Regions from separate parts of the Mus musculus genome. Here region 1 is linked to region 2. A link is a loop called in an ENCODE intact Hi-C map of the cell type or tissue named here. Cell type or tissue: left cerebral cortex. All regions are shown on one strand.

What was found. Peaks named below come from ENCODE experiments on the same cell type or tissue, not always from the same donor. Only the 100,000 strongest peaks of a DNase experiment are listed, where the experiment ranks them.
Region 1: a loop joins it to region 2, with 2.3 times the contacts of the local background. A loop is called at or near these places in 5 of 42 quality-filtered maps.

Annotation. Positions count from the first base shown.
Region 1 is chr5:54,051,113-54,059,112 of GRCm38, forward strand. Stim2 (stromal interaction molecule 2) reads left to right here. Exons shown (of 12, transcript NM_001081103.2): 2 at 2,264-2,394. Among named protein-coding and RNA genes, the nearest start is that of Stim2, 57 kb to the left of the region's middle. In left cerebral cortex, no CTCF peak of the experiment used is centred here; a DNase peak (open chromatin) is centred at 3,023.
Region 2 is chr5:54,096,268-54,104,267 of GRCm38, forward strand. It overlaps Stim2 (stromal interaction molecule 2), which reads left to right. Exons shown (of 12, transcript NM_001081103.2): 4 at 6,308-6,419; 5 at 7,306-7,421. Among named protein-coding and RNA genes, the nearest start is that of Stim2, 100 kb to the left of the region's middle. In left cerebral cortex, no CTCF peak of the experiment used is centred here; DNase peaks (open chromatin) are centred at 2,104, 4,783 and 5,286; H3K4me3 peaks cover 590 bases; H3K27ac peaks cover 1,566 bases.

The sequences.
Region 1 (8,000 bases), 45 kb before region 2:
AGCATGAGGAGGGAGGAATGCAAGAAGGGCAAGTGAGGGCAGAAGATCAAAGTTAGCCTGGAGCTCCTCTTAGCAGGAACCTGCTCCTGAGGGCGGGCTCTTATGACCCAGCACCCTGTTAGGATCCTTCCCCAGTACTGTTCTCTGGGGATTATGTTTCCAGTGCAAGGCTCCTTTGGGGGTGGGGCGCATATTGAAATCATGACATCATGTAGCTAGCTAGTGTTCTTAATAGTTCTAATATAATATCAGAACCTGCCTGTCTTCTTTCTCTCTAGATTGTGAACTTTAAAAAGTACATCATACTTTTTAGCTTTCGAATGACTGCATTGTCTTTTTAACTTCTAATGTCAATCGTTGCCTTTCACGGGCATAGAAGCATCAGAATTAACCAGTCCTAAAATATTACTCAGCAAAATTCTAGTTGTTATAAACTTGTGATAAATGGAGGAATGTAGTCCCTGCCCTGTTTTTGTGCTTAGCTGAGCAGACAGATAATAATATACAGAGCTACCACAGATTAGTAGAGTACAGTATAAAGTGATGTTTTTAGGTAGAATGATCTGAGAATATGAATGGGAAAAGTTCAGATACATTAACGTTTCATAGCCACTTTTTGCTTTCCTTTCCCCAACTGCTTGCCCTTGCTACAATGTCTGTGGCCGTCACTAACTCATCTTATAATCTCTCTAGGATATGTTTAAATGTTTTTCTCTTGTTCACTGTTACTTTTCCAGTGCCTAATATGGCAGGTTACACAATAGATGACATTTATTTAATTGATGGACTGGACTTTGGAGAAGGAAGTATGTACTATGTAGTACTTGTGAAAGATTTTTATGAGCAAGTTAGACCTTGAAGTAGACTTTGATGTGTTTCTTTTAAATGAGTTAAGTTTTTAAAATGCAGTACATTCAAGTAAATAGTTACCCATCAGTAACTAGTTAATTTCAATCAGTCCAGGAATTGATTTTGAGATTGGATCTTGCTCTATAGCACTGGTTGTCCTAGCATTAGCAATGTCACCTAGATGTGTGACAATCCTGCCTGTGCCTGAGTACTGAGATTATAGACATGTATGAACATGCCTGGTCCAATTTTATCTGTATTTGCATTTTCCAGGTTATATGTTACTCTTAATTTTATCTTCAGACTTTATAGTCTGAGTAAGTACCTGGCCTGTTCGATTCCGTTTAGAGATGAGTGAGATAACTAAGACCACTGACATGTGGTTTGTTCACAGTTAACTGTGGACGGTTTACAACAGGGCCAGATTTTACTATTGATGCGATAACCACACTGTGGCAATGCCACAGATTATGTTAAACCTTAAAGTCACTGCATCTAGGAAGACCTCTGCTTCTACTGATATTATAGTTAAACCCTGTTTTAATGGCTTAGTAAAATCATAGCAGTATGTCTACCAATCTTTCAGTGTATCAGCCAGCACGTAGGCTGTGCGGAGGAGGAGTGCAGGACTGTCCTGCTTGGCAGATAGGCTTTTACTAGTCACAGCCTCAGAAGAGACCCTTTTGCCCACCGACCTTCAGCCTTTGCAGATCTTCATGTGGTTTATGCCCTCTAAATAGTGTTCCATTTTTATTAGTTTACTTTATTTTTATAGTCCTGGGGCTGAAACCCAGGGCCTCGTGCTTCCCGGGCTTTCTGTAGCCCGAGATCTCTAGTTTTAACAACTTGAATATAATCTTCTGTTTTTCTTGTATTGGAAGGGGTTTAACCAACAAACAGATATTAAAGAAAACATGAGAAATAAGATTTGAAAAAAGTCTCTTGAAAAAAATCTTGTTGATCTAAAAATGGACACATTTGAAAAGCCAGATAGACAGAAGCTTGGATTATGATAAATAGGAAACCGTTTTACACTTTCCTTCCTTCCTTGTTCTGAATGTTTCCACAGCATTTCATTTGAACTAAAGTGGGTTGTACAAAAGGAACCCTGTCCATTCCATGTTAACTTTTTCTTCTTAATACGAGCAAATCTCTTTTTCTTTAGAAATATTGGATACAAAGAGATCTTGAAAGATGAGGAAGTGTTAGAAAAATTGAGGTGTCTCTGCCTATTGATAATTGCATTACTTAGTTTTAGTCAGGTTTATTATATCTTTGATGTTCAAATGTATTCTGGTAAGACAAAAGTTCTTGGTCTTGTTCTGAAGTCTGATTCTTTTTTCTTTTTCGTTCCGTCCAGCTATAATCTGTGTTCTAGTGTGACAAGGTAACCTTGTCCTCTGCTTTGTTTCAGATCCCTGTATGTCGCTGAGTCCACCTTGCTTCACTGAAGAAGACAGGTTTAGCTTGGAAGCACTTCAGACAATACACAAACAGATGGACGACGACAAGGACGGCGGGATCGAAGTGGACGAGAGTGATGAGGTGGGTGGGGCTCTCTTCTTGCCCGCCTTCTCCTTCAGTCTCTGTTTCCGGATTCTTCCGGATGCAGTTTGGTTCTCAGTGCCTTTAGCTTTCTTTTTTAAGCTGTGATTTTGCTTATTGTATTTACATGGCTTTTCTGACTTCCTCTGCTTGCTTTTCTCACCACCCCTCTTCCTCCTTCCCCTTTCCTTTCCATAGTAATTGTGACTTCACAGATTGGTAGTTGTGGAATTTTCTTTTTTTGAGATGAGGGTGTGAAGTATAATAACTTAGGCTAGCCTTAAATTCTCCCAGGTTCTAAATCCTTAACCATAGCTGAGCCTCCAGACATGCGCAGTGTCCCCATGCTTCCTGGTTACACAAACTCCTCGTAGTCATGGCTTTCACAAGCACATGCCCTGCTCAGTGTCACTTCCCAGCGCTTCTATAGACACCACTGCAAACAGCCCTGTTAACAACGAGGAGTTGATTCCTGGGCTCAGCTGGGCAATGTTTTCGTTACTGTAGGGATGGGCTTTGGTCGTCTGTGGCAGTTGGCATATATTGCTATGATGTTTTCCTATATTTTATGATTTCTCTTTCTGTATGTCTGTCATCCAGGAGTCTGGGTGGGAGTTTATTACTGCCTGACAGCTGGCTTCCAAGTGGTAGCATCCCAGGAAGTCCTTGTGTAGGAGTGTTTACCGTGCCTCTAGTTGCCAGGGCTTGCTACTATCAGATTGGCAAAGGCAAGTCATGTGGATTAGCACAGTCTATGTGGGAAAAGAGTATTGCTACCTCACAGTGACAGTCTCTAAAGATTTATTTATTTATTTATTTATTTATTTATTTATGTTTTTTTTTTGAGACAGGGTTTTTCTGTGTAATAGCCCCTGCTGTCCAGGACTCAATTTGTAGACCAGACTGGTCTCAAATTCACAGAGATCCATCTACTTGCCTCTGCCTCCCAAGTTCTGGGATTAAAGGTGTGTGCCACCATGGCCAGCTTTTATTTATTTTTCGAAACCTTAATTTAATTACATAGTTCCCACCCCCCTTTTTCCCCTCCCTCTAAACTCTCCCATGTACCATCTCTTTCAAAGTCATGCCCTCTTTTTCTTTAATTGTTGTTACATAGTATGTGTGTAATGTGTGTGCTATGCATGTATGCCTGAATACATAATAAAACTTGGTTAGTCTGTATAATGCTACTTGTGTGTGTGTATGTATATGTGTATATATATGTATGTATGTATGTATGTATGTATGTATGTTTCAGGGCTATTTTGATGATCAATAGGTGTGCTATTCCCTTGGGAAGACTATCCCGAACTTAGCTTTCCTATAGTTCTTTGTCTAGGATTGAGGGCTCATGGGCTTGTTAGCATGTCTATTCATCTCATCTTTAGCTAGTCATATTGGTGAGACTTCATGGATGGTAGCTTCTGACATTTCTAGGACACATATTTTCACAGCAAACTGACCATTTCTAAGGTTTTTATCTATGGCTTAATCCGCTCTTTCTTGAGCCTTAGGTGCAGGAGTTATCTTGTTACTCACAGATGAGTATAGTCCTCACTCCTCATCAAGGAGACTTTGTCGCAGACAGAAACCATTACAGAAAACAACAGTGGATCAAAATGCAGAATTGTGGAGTCCAGTTCCAACTGATATATTTACAAGATGAGCTCAGAATTAAAACAAAAAAGACTGCTACACCTTCATCTAGCAGCCAGCAACTCATCAAGTAGATGTGGGCCTTTGTGAGTCTCAGCCCATCCGTGGGTAATGTTGACCTGCTTGATCTTATGTGGGTCTTGTACAAGCACCCATGGCTACTGCATCACTCCTCCCCGTTCTCTGGCTCTTAACAGTCTTTCTAACTTTCTATGATGGTTTTTGAGCCTTCAGGAGAGGGGCTGATAACAGTGTCCTATTTAGGGGAGTCTGCATTAATTGCTGCCCACTAAAGAGAGATGTTTCTTTTCCCAGAGTTGAGATTAGCACTAATCTATCTTTAAAAGCATAAATACTTAGAAGACAGTTTGACAATATATCCATTTAGCAAAACAAGAGTAGTAGGTTCCCCCTTAGAGACTGTGTCCTTCCTAATGTATACTCAGGTTTATAGCACCAGGCAAGAATTCACTTGTGGTGCAGGCCTCAAATCTAATAAGAAAACACTTGGTTACATCCACAATGCTGATGACATTATACACCAGTGGGCACATCTTGCCTGGCAGATCAATATTGTAGCATTTTGGGTCTAGCACAGTTGGGCAAAGTTACCACTGGGTAAGACATTTCTCTCCCAGAGGCCTGAATATTAGACCATGAAAACTAAGTAGCAAAGAGGAAGTTTGCGGGCCAGTTCCAGCATGATTTTTCTATGTCCTACATTGTGAACTCTTCAGTAATAGAGTCCAGAGATGGTGGGCAACCAAGAGTCAAGTCAGTCCTGTGTTGGTTCCCCCATATGACCACCTGACAGATTACTATGAGGAATTACAAATTACTTGTAATCTCATCCCTAGCGCTGAGAGTTTTAATAACTGATACCTTCTGGGAGGATCATTGTTAGCTCATTCAGGGTACCCCAGTTCATAAAGTCCTATGTTTAAAAAGTAGAGCTTAGGATTTTATTAATATGAAATTTATAGGAAATATTGTTTTCCCTTTTTGATAATGATATTTAAATATAAATGCAGTGGGCATTTATACTTCACTGGTACCTAAAACCATGTCGAAGTCCACCGTTCAGTACAGTAGCCGCTAGCTACATATAGTAGTTGAAATTTGAAAATGAGGCATGCTATTAACTGTAATAATTTGTTTAAGTGTGAATATTTGAGAAAAATAAAGTATGTACATTTGAAAAGTGGAGGCTTGGGAGAATGCTCAGTCTGCAGAATGCTTGCTGTGCAGACATGAAGACATGCGTCCAGATGCCCAGCACAGAGATAAGCTGAGCAGGACGGGCACGCCTGCGATCTCAGTGCTGCTGCGGAAACAGAATGATTTGGGCTCTTCCTGTCCAGCGTGTGTAGCTGAATTGTTGAATTCCAGATTGAGTAGATATCCTGTCTCAAAAAAATAGATGGAGACTCCCTGAGCATGGTACCTGACACTGGCCTTTGGCCTTCATGTACACATTGTACAGTAACTGTGCATGTATACACAAAATACTGGTTACGTATGTAAGATGATAATGTCTTGGACATATTAATAACATTAACTGTGGTGCTGAAATTAACTTCTTTTTGTTTAATGTGACTTTTAGAAAATTTAAAATTAAACATTTATATCCATTTTGTTTTGACAGTACTAGTATAGGGCTTAAATGAATGAGTTGTTAATTCTGCAGTTTTTGGGCTAGTTTGGTGTCTCCAGTTTTATAATTGTTCTTTAAAATAAAGTATCTCATTAAAAAAGTAAATAGTTTTGTAATAGGCCTCAATTAGCTATAATTAGGAAATTTTGTGAGTTTAATAAGAAGCCATAGTAAAACAAAAATAAAGTTTCTTGTATTTGGGGGATTTAGTGGCACTTTTTAAAAAAATTCAGAAGTATTTAGCATTTTATAATGCTTCACTGCTTTCTTATTTTGTATTTTGGTCATATCAGAAAACATTGATCAGTATAGTTTGTATTCATTCATATGATTTTGAGCTAATACTTTTGGGCCTTCTGCATGCCAGATGTCCAAATAGATGCTTGGAATAATCGATTGGGAACAAACCAGATGAAATGTGTGCCTTTGAGCTAACGTTCTGACAAGGCTTGCGAGAGGCTCATTTAAGAAACTCAGTGCTTAAGTGGAAAAGGGGATCCGGACAGGAAGATTGTGGGGAGGCTATATGTATGCAGTTTATCATCTTTTGGTGTCTATGGGTCAGAAACCGTAGTGCTGGAGAGGAAGGTGTATAATTAATTCTTACATTGCTGCCACCAAACTGGCAGAATCCAGTGAAGAGAAACAAGGCTTCTCTTGGCTCATGATTTCAAAAGTTTCATCCTGTTGGAGTAGGGAAATCATGATGGAGTGTATAGTGCTGGCCATTGTGTGGTGGAGACTCTTTATATCATGGGAGATAACAAAGCAGAGAATGGGACTGGAATCAGGCCGTGGGTATAACCTTCAACAGACATAACTCAATAGATGGCTCTCCCACCTCCTAATGCTTACACAATTTCCCAGAACAGTCCACCAGCCCATGAGCAAGTGCTCAGAACATGAACCTGGGCAAGACATTTTAGATTCAAGCCCTAGTAGTGTGTTATCTGACTCTAGTTCTCTTTTACTCTGCTGGTGATGTACCTGCTAGTGTTACACAATCCAAAAGTCTGCTGCAGGGCTTGAGGGGAAACGGTATGTGAGGGATAGATCCACTAAGATCCTCCTCATGTGTTCTCACATTGTTCTCATGTGTTCTTGTTTACTTGGTGTTAGGCCATTTGGCTCTCTCCATAGGGCCTTGTAAAATATCACTGGCTTCCCCCAGAGCAAGTAGAAAGAGCTCTAAGCAGAAGAGTTGGGTCCCTATGAGAAGGACCAGTAACATAGAAGTAGTCACAGACTTTTATCTTTTTAAGGAGTCTTTTTTTCTGAAAGTATGAGTGCCTGGTTCCCATGGAGGCAAGAACAGGGTACTAGTATTAGCATCAAGGTTGGCAGTAAGCTGCCATGTGGGTGCTGTGGACTGAACTTAGGTTTCTCTTCAAGAGCATCAAGTGCTCTTAACTGCTGAGCCTTCTCTCTAGCCCATTTGTATTTCATCTTGGAATGATGGTCCATTGTCTTTCTTTTAGCCTGCTTGCTGGAACTTAGATACTGTCCAGGCTGACACTCAAGAAAGGAGGTTAGGAAAATAGATTGGAAGATTCCTATCCTATTGGGGCCACCGTGGGTGCTGCTTAACACAGCTTGTCTCTTTCCTGCCAACTGCAAATGTTCAGTAGGAAGCTTCCCCACATGATTATAAAGCATTGAAGTAGTACAATTATATCAGTTCCTTCAAAAGGCCTCATTTTAAAAATGATACATAATCAAACTTTTCAAAGCCAGCTCTTTCATAGGATATATTTAGATTTTTAAGGAATGATGTGTGTGACTAAAAGTTATCTGAGAAGTAGTGGGGCTGTAGAGATGGCTCAGCAGTTAAGAGCTCTGACTGATTTTCCAGAGGTCCTGAGTTCAATTCCCAGCAACCACATGGTGGCTCACAACCATCTGTAATGGGATCTGATGCCCTCTTCTGGTGGGTCTGATTTAATGGTGTGTGTGTTAATGTTACCATGTCCTCAAAGACCTTAGACGTAAGGAATGACCCACAAAAGCATCAGTTAAGCCTGATGGTCCATGAGTACTGAGAAGGTGAGATGCCAATGGAAATAGGAAAAACGCTGGTAGGCCAGTAGATGCTGTACCTCAGGTGGATGGGAAGAACACGCAAGAGTTCCTAGCCTCTAGAGTTCTTTAGTTTTGTTCACATCTGTTCTTTAAAACAGAAGTCTTACTGATGGCAAATGTTAAGAGAGCTTAGGACTAAAATTGTAAATCACTCAGTGTTCCTGATAGCTGGGAAAATAAGGAGCTGTGGGAAGCGGACAGTAGCTTTGCCTGCATG
Region 2 (8,000 bases):
AACTATGAACTCACATTCTGGCCCTGTTCTAAAGATAAACCTTTCTCTGGCAGCTGGTTGTCATGGTGTCAGTCACAAGTGACGAGTGTACATAGTCCATGGAACCAACTGAGAAGAGATGAGCAGGCCTGCAGCTTCTTCACCTCTATACAAGGAGTTGCTTTCTCTCATGTTTAGTAAAGTTTAAAAAATGGTTAAAGATTCATTAGCAGAGCCCTGCCTTTTTACAGCTTAGGTTATTTGAAGTTTCCTGTGAGAAGTTACATCTGCCAGTGTAATGAGAACTCCTGAGGCTTTGTAACTTGAAAGTCTTTCATTTGAAATTGAATTTAATTCTAATAAATTCTGTATTGGTACATTGTTTTAGAATATATTTGTAAACATGCTACTGTTTCAAACATTGGCCATCATGTCTTTAGACTTTTATAAAAATGTCAGAACAGCGAGCACTGAACATTTTATAATGGACAATGTTAAATAACATTGTGATTTTTCCTCCCTTGTGTCTATACCAACCTGTTGGTATTTTATAGGGTTGTTTTCATGCTATAATTGAAGATAGTGTAGTTAGTTTTACAGAACTGACCCACTGTCCTAGCTAATCACGGCAGAAGTGCACTTGTCTACAGTAACTCTTCTGCCAGTTGTTTCTTGACACTGAGAACATAAGCCTGTAACTGTTTATGCAACAACAGCTAATAGCTAGGCAGAGTTATATATCCACTCTGGTCAAGCTCTGCTGCAGCCAACAGTGAACTTGGCTGTAGTTTGAGATTTTCTCAGAATGAAAAAAGGTACGGGAAGGAGGAAGATCACGACAGTCAATAGTTTGAGCTTTGACACCCACAGCAATTTTGGTTCCATATGCACTACCTACTTGGAGTATGAATTGGGGAATTACTAAACTGTCTGATCCATAGCTTCCTGATGTATAAGGCAAAAGTCACAATAATATCATTTTTGATATAATATATATGTATATAGTTTTAATATATCATACTAATATCCATAGTATTGATGAATTTCATGAGAATTCAACATGGGAAGTATGTTACCATAGAAATCTTTTAGCATAGTTAATTGGAAATTGTCACTGTATCTTTACATACACAAATGCTTTATGATTAGAAGTTATTTTTCTATTACTGTTTGGATGAATTTATGAACATCTTTAAGATTTGGAGGGCTAATATTAACTAAAATTTTATCTTAAATTTTAAATGAGACTTTAGAAACTTTTTTATTTTCAGGCCTGTAATTTAATGTAAGTTCTAAGGCTAGTGACTGCATTGGCTTTGTAAAATTTATAGGATTTATAAGATTGATTTTTATGGATGCCAGGAACAAGTGATTTGTATAGTATATTCTCTTACAGTTTGAATTTCACACTGATTTGTAAGTATCAGGTATACTTAAGTCGGGGAATGGAACAAAAGCACAATATGCTCTTCACTCCTGACAGCTGACATGTGTAAATTAGTGCTTTCATTATGTTCTAGGCCTCTGGGATCTTTTCTACAACCAAGGATTCTCCAGTGCGCCTTTGAAATGAGATACCCTGAGAGTAGTATTGCTTATTTTTTATTACAACTCCAGGACCACAAGTAGACAATTCAGAACAGAACTGATTCTTTTCAAAGGAAGAATTGTTACATCTTCATCGAATACTTAAAATGATAATTTTACAGTGGAATATAATAGTATCTCGTGTAGTATGGACGCCCACGATATAGTAAGGCACGACATTCTAGCAGGTAGTTAGCAAAATAAGACAGCTTAGATGTCGTGCTATTTTGTCGAACCAGTAGGTAGGTAAGAATTCAGGGGCAGAGATCCCTGCCAGCTAGGGCGTTTGATCCAGCTGTAGCCCAGCTGTGTGCTGCTGTGTCCTGAGCGTGGCCCATGGCATTCTTAGAAGGCTGTTTCTCGGGGCTGAGGTGGCCTCTCTGTTGAAGGCTGTGTCCACCCCTTCCTATCTCTTAACTCTCATTCTCGCACCCCATGCTTTCCAAAAGCTTTCACTTCTTAGACCTAGTTTTCCTCTTTTTCAAGTTCTGTTCCAAAATAGTTACATTGTGGTAGGGCTGGCGAGTAGAGTGTAGGCGGGGCTGATGCAACACAGCGTCTTTCTTTGTTCAACCGAGGAACTACATTTACTGTTGCAGAAATTGCCTTGTTAGCAAAAAACCCCAAAAGCTTTGAATCTCCAGCTGCTGTCTTTCTACTGTATCCTGTACCCTCCGCTACCTCTCCTGGAGCTCTGGTTCTGTTCACCATCCCTTTCCTACCACCCAGTACTGCAGAGGCAGAGGTAGGTGCATTTCTGCAGTATGAGGCCAAGCCTGAGCTTCATAGCAAGCTCCAGGACAGAGACACTGCTTCAACAAAACGAAGCACGGAAGCCCTGAACTATTCGCTCTTTGAAATATTATCCTCAGGTTGTTAGAGGGCCTCTCCCAACTTACAGGCATATCTTCTATCACGAAAAGTTAGCATAACTCTCCTGCGCTTTTATGTTACTACTTCCAACGTTAGTGTAGCCCCTGTGTATCCCGGACATCTCTAGAACTGCAAGTCCACTTAGGCAGCTGCTTACAGTAGACTACTTGTTGGTAACATTTTATACTTGTATGCTATTAGCACTAAATTTCTAAGAGAAAATATCTCAAGTGTTAGTGTGGTGTTTTGAATCAAAAGCTACCTATAGTACAATGGGTTTGGACCAGAGTTCATATTCTAGTTATCAGTTGATAGACATGTGTAATCAAATGTATGATCTCTTGGCCAGGTGTCTCTTTATAGAATCTAGAGATAGCAGCTACATTTCTCAGTAGCTAAAGGGTACATGTCGAAATGGATGTGTAAGTGTGTATTTAGAAAAAAAAACCTCCTTAATTAGCTGGATGACAATAATAAGTCCTGGGCAGATGAGATGCCTCAACAGGGGAAGGGGATTGCTGCCAACTCTGAGTTTGACTTTTGAAACCTGCAGGTAGAAGGAGATAACTGACTCTTGAAAATTGTCCTTTTACCTCCACACTTACAACATACATGTGCACATTTATTTGCACATATCTATACACATAAATACGTACACACACACAAAATAAATGCAAACCACTTTAATAAAAATTAAGTTCCTCTTCTCTTAGTGTTCATCATCAGAGGGCAGGTTGTGAGGACAGTCACATCACATGTATATTGGTTTGTCTCACGGTTGATCCATGTATAGATGATGACGAATACAAAGGAGACCAATGCAATATTGAACTGGGCATTGGGAGAATGTTTAGAGGAAGGAGTTCTTAGTTTGAGTCAGAGAGAGTAAGGACAAGGCAGGCAAATGGAAAAGAGAGGGAAAGCCAGTCTCAGCTGAAGAGTGTTAGGGTCCACAAGGACACAGGGCATCTTTAAGAAGCTGCAGATCGTGCAGTGTCTGCCATTCTAAAAACAGCTTGCTCTGAAACCTACTGTGGCCATTTACTAATTTGTTTATACCTAATTAAGAGTTCTACCTTGAGAAAATTGTAGGCTCAGCATGGGAATAAATGTACTGCTTTCAGAGCTGCTACAGTGTCCACATGAAATAACATTCATAAATCTGGTATGTAGTACATAGTTAATGTTAGCAACAGTTTTTATTGGTGTCCTAGCCATTTTTAGAATTCGATCTTCCCTGTCAGCATTCTGTAATGAAATGTTCCGGGCTGGTTGTTCAGTTTACAGTGCTTTAGACAACAGCCCTTTTTTGTTATAACGGAATCAGAAAGACAGAATTTTAAAGTAGCTCAGTTTATTACTCTGTTTATTCAAAAACTTAGCCTGAGTTAAAGAGCTACGGTGGCTCTGTGACTCAGGTACACCTCTTGGCAACGGTCTCTTTCCATTCCCAAGTGTGCTGAAAATCACCGAAATGTCAGCCTATAGCAATTGGCACAGTTTTGAGCAAAAATACTTGGTAAGCAATTCCAAAGTCAGTGACAGGTAGGCAGAGGGATGGGGCGGCTTCAGGTCGCTCTTTGTCACTGGGGATCTCCTATGCAAACAAGCCTAGGTTGAACAGTACTCACTCTTTAAGTCTCATCTACTTCAGTAGTTAAGTGGCACCCAGCAAACTGTGCATGAGTGCTCAGTAAGGAACTTATACATCCTTTAGTGGAAAAGCAGATGTTAAAAGAATTCCTTCTCTTCTAGATGATTGAAATTAATTAAATTCTGTGGGGAAAAAAGTTCTTATGAAGAACTGAATTTAGCTAAGAAAGGAAGATTCAACAAAAATACAGAAGATGATAGGATTCAAACCGGTTTCATATCAGGTCTTTGAGGACGGATAAAAAGGAGCCACCGTAGGGGTTGAAAGACCAGCAGAGTATTTGGAGCAGAGGGAGCTAATACAAAACTTCTCATGTCCTGGTAATGAGAAGAAAAGCTGTTTGCAAGGAACCCAGACATCAAGTGGAAAGCCAATTCTTTCCCTCAAGTAACTCTGTCTTATGATAGGATGGTATTGTTTTAAAGATGCATTCAAAAGAGAATTGGTTTTACAAACAAAGCTATTTTAGACCAGCACAGCTGTCCACTCAGGTCGAGTAGTATTAGGACTGGACAGTTTCGTGCGCTTTTTTGCATTTCTTCCTTTGAATCTGGTCTCCTTGGAAACTTGATGTGTTGGGTTGCTTAGACTGGTTTTTTTGCTATTGAAAAATCCAAAGGCAGAGAGAATCTTATCCTGTTTTCCTGGCTGAGAGTTTTGTGTGGGTGTGTGCACTGCAGCTGTGCTGTGGGTTTCTTGGCATTCAGACAGGGCAGTTCTCCATGTAATGCATCGCAGAAGGAAGAAGCCTTCGTGTAACAAGGCTACTTTGACTGGATTAGGTTCAGCGGAAGGCCCCTAGGGCTGGGCTGCTGGCTGGTAGCCTCACTTGTTTGTCTCTGTGGCTCCAGCAGGCTCAGCCCATATACAGGTGTGAGGGTAGAGATGTGTCAGAAAGAGAACATAAGAGCTTTGTCTCAGTATAAAATTGCCACTTAGCAATACAGTTTTTAAAGGTTTTTATTAGTTAATTATACTTTGCTTGTTTTTTCTTTAAAGATCATTGAAAAGGGCAGTGTGAAAACATTGCATGCAAATGTGCATTTAGCATTTTCTATAATTTATGAGAATGCTCTTTTCCTAGAGCCTTTGTGCACAGATGGATCTGCAGCACTGCACCTACCACTTCCTCCTTGTCTTCAGCCCCGTTTGCCCTCTGCTGTGGTTTTCCCCAGTCGTCACATTAAGTGTAGACAGCATGCAGCTCTCCATTTCTCAAGCCTTCCGTTGGAACAGCTTACCCTTTACACAAGCAAGCCGAGAAAAGCCTCCAACTTAATTCTTATGGTCTCTTCTTGTTTATCCTTTTGCTCGTGGTTGTTGCTCTCAAAGTGCTATAGAGTAAGCTTCTATCTTTGTGTGCCTGTGTTCAGATCCAGTCTTTCCTAATGTGGTCCCTCTCTGACTTTCTGCCTCTTCCTAAAATACAATACAATACAGACCAAACACAGCTCAGCAAGATTACATCAGATCTTCAGAATTCTATGGCTTTTATTGTAGGCTTTAGTTGATGTAGTCAAGCCAGAGGACTTACCTAATTCATTCTCATTCACATCCTCTCTCTCTCTCTCTCTCTCTCTCTCTCTCTCTCTCTCTCTCTCTCACACACACACACATACACACACACACACACACACACACACACACACACACACTCATTTACCCCCTCCCATTTTTTAATGACTAGCATGATTTAAATGTTTCCTTCCCCCATCTTTCTTCATTTCTAAGTTGCCCCCCCCCCTGAATCTTTGCCCAGGGCACCTAGGTTTCACAGGGGTAAACAAGTTCCCCATCTGTTCTCTGCTGTATGCTGTAGTGCTTACAGTGGCCTGACTCTCACGGGGTGGTTCTCTGATTAGATGCATTAATGGGCTAGGTAAAGTGCCAATCAAGTCTATATCTAGTAAGGTGTTACACCCATGGAAATGGGTTGTTTCATCCTTTAAAAACTCTGTATTAATGCTTATTTTAGAATTAGTTTTACTGCAGTCTGTCTAATTGTTTTATGTCTTTTTTTCTGTTTTAGATTGTACACATTTGGGAAAACAGGGGTGGGCCTCACTATTTTCAGCTTACCATAGGATGCTAGATGCTATTTTACTACCACTTATTACATCTAATTGAAAACTTAATCTCCCATATGTAGATGTGTTCAGATCTTAGTTTTGAAAGCAGTGTGCTTTAAACTATACCTTCTTTTCTGTGTTACAGTTCACAATTGGACACTTGAGGATACCCTGCAGTGGTTAATAGAATTTGTTGAACTGCCACAATATGAGAAGAATTTTAGGGATAATAATGTGAAGGGAACAACACTCCCCAGGTCAGTGGTCACCCAGAGGGCGTTGAGAAATGAGATGTAGATGCAACCTTTCAATTCTAAATCTGAAAGATACTGCTGGGGCTGATGGGAGAAACCAAATACTATAAATATATCTGTTTGAAGCACTTTATCTTTTTCTTATTTTATTGTGTATGTATTCTTTGTGTATACACGTATTGTATGTATGTGTGCGTGCGTGTTTGTGGCGTTAGAGTGCAGATGACAGTGCATGTGTGTAGAGGTCAGAGAACCATCTTTCCTGAACCTTTTACCTTGCTTTGTTATCAGTGTGTGCACGCAGCAACTTAGCAGGCCCCCAAGTTACCGAGTATTCTCTCACCTCCTCCTTCTAACCTGCCCAGGCAGTGCGCATTGAGTGAATCCCTCTCCCCTCAACCTACCCAAAAAGGCTTCTTACCTTCAATGTGGTTTTCAGTGTACATTGTTCATCTGAAACAGTTGAACACTGAGTGTGGTGAGAGCCTTTCAGCTGCTGCTAGGTAAAAGCTCCTCAAGTAAGAACTGTTTTTAACATCTATTAAAAATATTTAGTAAGTCTCTTAGTAATTTTACTTTTATGTGTGTGTGTGTGTGTGTGTGTGAAATGATAGTGAAATGCTGACATTAGTTATTAGTTAATTATTATAAAATACTTTCAGTTTCATAAACTTTGCAATTTTAGTAAGTTATAATAGAAAATAACTTCAGAAGACAGTAGCTCATCAATATAGCAGTACAATTATTACCCTGCAGAAGGCTTTCAGTATCACAGATGAGCTTTCAACAATGATAATCAGTATGTGAACTGGTAAATATGTTGCTTGTGTATTGAAATTTATATACTGGAAATACCTTGTTTACTGCATATTATTTTTTCTATATACAGGATAGCAGTTCATGAAACTTCATTTATGATTTCCCAGTTGAAAATCAGCGACCGAAGTCACAGACAGAAACTCCAACTCAAAGCCCTGGATGTGGTTCTGTTTGGGCCTCTGACACGTTAGTATTTCTCTCATTCAGCAATACAGAGTGCAGTGTGCCTCATTCCTGTTGCAGATAGCAGACAATAGAGAGGAACAGGCAACCAAAAAGAACCATTTGCTAGCCATGAAGGAAATGTGGCTTGTAGGATGAGCTTTTCTGCCATAGAAATAGGAATTTTCAAACTAGTTTCTAATATGAAAAGCTATGAAACTGTGGCGGACCTGAGAACCTCTCAGAAGCAGAAATCTAAACAGACCCCCCCCCCCCCCCGAGACTGTAGTTGTCTGCAGTATGGACCACTGATGAAAGTAATTTATTACAATCCGCATACTTGAGGAAATGCTTTATTGTGAGTGACTGATTCTCCAGCTTGTGCCTAGTGACAATGACCTGGCCTAACTGAAGGAAATGGAAGAAGCAAGTTATGGGATCCCTTCTCTCTGGGGGGTTTTCTTTCAGTAGCAGGAGATCAATCACAACAAGGAAAGCCTGTTATAGCCATATGTGGTTTTCTTTGCCTTTCTGCAGGTCTTGTATATTAGATAGATCAAATAAGCATACTGATTGTTTGAAGAGTTGTGATTTTATAAAGCT